Regions from separate parts of the Homo sapiens genome. Here region 2 is linked to region 1. A link is an interaction called in ENCODE POLR2A ChIA-PET data of the cell type or tissue named here. Cell type or tissue: endothelial cell of umbilical vein. All regions are shown on one strand.

Evidence for each region. ChIA-PET counts read pairs that join two places held together with the same protein. Peaks named below come from ENCODE experiments on the same cell type or tissue, not always from the same donor. Only the 100,000 strongest peaks of a DNase experiment are listed, where the experiment ranks them.
Region 2: POLR2A ChIA-PET joins it to region 1 with 5 read pairs; 5 of 35 experiments call an interaction of 5 or more read pairs at or near these places.

Annotation. Positions count from the first base shown.
Region 1 is chr2:224,836,706-224,839,205 of GRCh38, reverse strand. DOCK10 (dedicator of cytokinesis 10) reads left to right here. Exons shown (of 56, transcript NM_014689.3): 25 at 1,375-1,444. Among named protein-coding and RNA genes, the nearest start is that of CCDC195, 120 kb to the right of the region's middle. In endothelial cell of umbilical vein, a CTCF peak has its summit at 1,441; a DNase peak (open chromatin) is centred at 1,445; H3K27ac peaks cover 2,388 bases.
Region 2 is chr2:224,939,987-224,942,486 of GRCh38, reverse strand. The region is part of intron 1 of DOCK10 (dedicator of cytokinesis 10); the gene reads left to right. It overlaps LOC124906121 (a long non-coding RNA gene), which reads right to left. Exons shown (of 3, transcript XR_007088106.1): 3 at 1,203-1,272. Among named protein-coding and RNA genes, the nearest start is that of MIR4439, 69 kb to the left of the region's middle. In endothelial cell of umbilical vein, no CTCF peak of the experiment used is centred here; no DNase peak of the experiment used is centred here.

The sequences.
Region 1 (2,500 bases):
TCGGGAGGCTGAGGCAGGAGAATGGCATGAACCCAGGAGGCGGAGCTTGCAGTGAGCTGAGATTGCACCACTGCACTCCAGCCTGGGTGAAAGAGCAAGACTCCGTCTCAAAAAAAAAGAAGTGCTATGAACATTCATGTAGAGGTTTTGTGTAAACATAAGTCTTCGTTTCTCTTAAGTAAATGCCCAAAGTGTAATTGCTGGGGGGCAGGGTGGTTGCATGTTTGATATTTAAGAAAGTGCCTATTCTCCAGAGTGGCTGTATAATTTTGCATTCCCACAAGAACCTTTTTTTTAAGTATTAAATGCTTTAACTGTTCTCACTTTAAATTTGGCTATACTGAATTCTTCCAACATCTCTAATCTGGCCAATGCCTTCACAAATCACAATTTCTTCTTTATAGAGATAGTGCTTTGAATTAATTATTAAATTATATATTTGTGCTGTTCATTTTTTTAAAAAATTTAGTCATAGCATTCTGGAAAAAAATGTTACTTTTGGCATTGAAATGTTTCCAGTATCTTTCTAACTCACAGGCATATTACTGACCTCTTTCTGAATGAGGGTTTGTAGCCTAGTTTTTAAAGCAGAGCCTGAAATTCTGGACAATTTAAATATCTCTAATGGCTTCACAACCATCCAGTTCTGGACCTGCATCAAAAGTCCCCAGCTGTGCCTTCAACTCATGCTCTTTTCAGCATGTGAATGTGTCTCTGTGTTGGCAAGACTCCTAGATATTGCAGCTGATAGATCTGTTGAAATTCTGAGATATTCCTAAGCACTATAGCCATGGAGCAGCTGGTAGTGTTAATGTGAAAAAAGATCCACCTGTACATCATTGCTGCTAGAAACCCCAACCCAGCTAAGGGAAAAACAAAGCAAAACAAAACAACTGCATCTTAACCTAATTACTTTTTCCAAAAGCATATATAGTGCCTATAGGTTGGAAGGCAAGCCCTCTTCAAATGAAATATGATTATTAATTTGAAATTAAAAGTCTAAAATTTTAATTAGGCACTAAAAATAATCCCTTTTGCAAAAAGATAATGTCAAAAACGCACAGACCATAATTAGCACATTCAACTTGGACAAAAAGTCTCCATTGTGATATTACAACACTACTTACATCTTTGTGTTTCAAAGTTTCAAAGTTGGAAATGGCTAATCGATGGAAATGGCTCATTGATGCTATAGATATTAAATGCCCAGTATTGGATATGGGGCTGAGGAGGGCAAGGAAGGAGTCAGAGATTGGTTCATTCATTCACCCAGTAATTATTAAATACCCAATTTACAAAGCACTGTAATGACAAACTAAAGCGGGGTTTTTCTGCCCTCTCCAGAAAGGCCACTGAACAGCTTTGCTTTTGCAGGGTTCTGACCGACATTGTGGCCAAGTGCCATGAGGAGCAGCTGGATCATTCTGTCCAGTCATATATTAAGGTATGAAATGCCTCTTGGAAATTGCTCATATCCCCTTGTGCTGTGTGACTTGTCTCATTTCCTGTCTGCAGTAAGTGGGAAGTTTTCTCCCTTTAACTGAGTGGCGCCCACCACAGTAATATCAGGAATTTGCCTTAGCTACTTAGAATTCCATCTCTTTGCATTAATGGGCTAGGTGAATTTTTAAATGTATAAATAATGTGTACCTGTGCACATAAATAATTAAATGGGGAGAGAGAGGAAAGAAAAAGATAGAGGAGAAAACTAAAGTGCTGTCCTTTTGAAGTCAACATTACAAGTACATGAGATTCCTGTGTTAATTTAAGGAAGACTTTCCTGTTGGTTTGTTGAATGCTCTGTGTTTCCTCTGTAATGCTTTCTTAGCTCTTTCTATTGTTTCCTCAGGCATTATTTCATTTTCCCAGTTACTGTATATTTGTACCTGCTTCTGGTATGTTAAGTCCTTTATCTTCTGGCATGAACCACTTGCCCATTCCATCAGTGTGCACTGCTTCTTCCAGTGTCCTACGTCAAGTGTTCACTCAGAGACGCTTCTATTCTCATTTCCAGTTGGCCTGTGGATTAATGCCAGTGAACTTGTGATGATGTTTGCACTTTCATAGTTCCCACCTAAATGTCATCCTCTTGAATGAAAAGAAAGAACCCATCCAGAAATACAGAAGAGTATCTTAAATTACTTTATAATACATAGAGGACCTAAATCTCTTATTTTTTTTCCTATGCATAGATTAAATCTTTTTGAGACATAGCTTTTTCATCAAAAAACTGTATTCTCTTAATATGTATGCACAGACAGATACTCATATATTCAAGATGTCTAGAAACTTGTTAAAAAAAAAATCGGCCAAGCGTGGTGGCTCACGCCTGTAATCCAAGCACTTTGGGAGGCCGAGGCGGGCGGATCACGAGGTCAGGAGATTGAGACCATCCTGGCTAACACAGTGAAACCCTGTCTCTACTAAAAATACAAAAAATTAGCCAGGCGTGGTGGTGGGCGCCTGTAGTCCCAGCTACTTGGGAGGCTGAGGCTGCAGA
Region 2 (2,500 bases), 100 kb before region 1:
CAGGAGCCAGGATTTTGGTTCTAGGAACAATGAAACAAGGCTGAATCAGGGTTGAAACACAAAGGAAAGCAGGAATGAATGTTGGAAATGGACAGGTTGAAGAATGCAAAGAAGCAGGAGTAACCGGGGGATGTGAATTCAATCCAAGAAATGGAGATGTGAGATTTGAAACTTGGTCTGCCTAAGAATCCAGGTGAACACAGATCAGAGGACCTGGGTGTGAGCTGCAACACTGAACAGTTAGCTCATGTGTCAGGGAGCTGCAGAGAAGCTGCTTCCAAAATGGAAATGGGAGGGGTACCTGTAATTTAACTAAGAATGGTCTTCCTTTCCCTAGCAGCTGACTGCGAAGGGAGGGAGAAGAGTTAAACCAGAAGTGAGCCAAGCTTCTGAGCATGGGCTGGACCATTTGCTAGAGAAGAAGAGTAGCAACAGGGACAGGAAGGAGGGTCATGATCCCAGCAACCCTTTATTTCCTGGAAGGTGGCCGTGGTACAAAACTTTTTGATTGTAAAGATTCCCTCAATTGGTGGCAATTGTCATTGTGGATGTTGACATACACACTAATAACATTCATTATATGGTTCCTTAAATCTACCTTTTCATTTTCTTTCCCTCCTATAAACTTTTTTTTTTTTTTTTTGAGATGGAGGCTCAGTCTGTTGCCCAGGCTGGATTACAGTGATGAGATCTCAGCTCACTGCAACCTCTGCCTCCCGGGTTCAAGAGATTCTCCTGCCTCGGTCTCTCGAGTAGCTGGGATTGCAGGCGCATGCCACCACGCCTGGCTAATTTTTGTATTTTTAGTAGAGACGGGGTTTCACCATGTTGGCCAGGCTGGTCTCGCACTCCTGACCTCAGGTGATCCACCCACCTTGGCCTTCCAACGTTCTGGGATTACAGACGTGAGCTACCACACCCGGCCTGAGCCACCAGGCCCGGCCTGGTCCTCTTTCGCTACCACTTTGTTCCCCTGAGGTGCCTGGTGACCTTATTATACCAGCCCCAGCCTTCTCTTGCCGTTTGCTGCAGAAACTCAAAAGTGGAGCAGAAATAGTATGCCAAATCACAGCTCTATTCCAGAATCCTCCCAACAGGGAGTGAAGAAAAAGCATTTCTGTTTTCTGTTCTCTGTTTTGCAAGGCTATGTTCTTTGCTGGTAGAGTGGAGTGGAGTGGACTATAGGCTTCAAACTGAGCTGGGTTAGAATGTCAATTCTCCCATCAACTTGCAGCCAAGTTGTTGAAGTCTTCAAAATCCAAGCTTACTCATCTAAAAAAAAAAAAAAAGAGCAGTAATGTTCTTTTCCAGGGTTGATGTTGGTATTCAGTGAGAGAAGATATTAAATACTGATTATGGTCTTTGCCATTATGTATGATAGTGGTAGTAGAAAAATAATAACCATTATTGGCATTTACAGGGTAATTTATTTTAAAATGGTAGTGCATATTGTTACCATTATTATCAATTATTTGGTGTGACTGTTATTTCTACAAGAAAACACATATGAATTAGTTTTACTATAATAAATAAATACAGTAAATGTGACTTGTAAGATGAAAATGGGGGGAGGAAGAAAGGTGAAACCCCTATAATATACAACAGATGAGACATACCTAAATCATTGCTAGCTTAGGTGTGTCTGATCTGTTGTATATTGCAGGGGTTTGCCGGAACTTCCCACACAACCAGGCACCTCCTACAGAGAGCAAAATTATAGTATGTGACTATCGTCACTGAAGGTAAACGGGGTCTTAAACTCATTTTTTGGCTTCCAGATATTCTGCTGTCATAGGAGAGTGATGGGTTGAATGGGTAAGGCTTAATGGAAAATTAGAGATCAGGGCTGCACTGAATGTATTTCCCTGGAGAACCAGGAAGGTTCTTAAGCCCCCATTTTCAGGATGCTTGATACCTGGTGTACTTTTCACAGAATGAGACAATCTTGGGTTGCACTGGTAATTCAGGAGTTTACCAAACCTAAATTCCCACACCTCAAAGACAGAAGTCATTAGCTAAAAGAGGTCCTCCTTTAAGACCATTCAAATCCAAATAAACATAAAAATTGAGGAAATAGTAGTCCCTTATTCTAGGCACTATTCCTTGTATTATATCTCATTAGATTCCTATAGTTGCAAGCATTGGAAACCTACTCCAATGAACAAACACAGTCCAGAGAAGGGGACAGAAGGAAGAGTGGAGAGATGGGCTCAGAAAAGAACGAGGAATGGACTTAGAGAAGCTCAGAACAGTGGGAAATGGGTGGTTTTGATGATTCAAACTAATGGAAAGTCTTGTGGGAGTGTAGCCCCAGAAATGAAACAATTCCAATCCTTTCATCAACATTTGCATCCTTCCACTCAAGATTCAGAGTTCGGCAGGAAAGCGTTGAATGGGTCTTGCTGGGGTCACACACCCATGATGCCAGAAAATCAGGACGCTTTCATTAGTCAAATCCACCAAGGCTGCTTCTTATGGGAATGTGGAAAGAAGTAAGTCC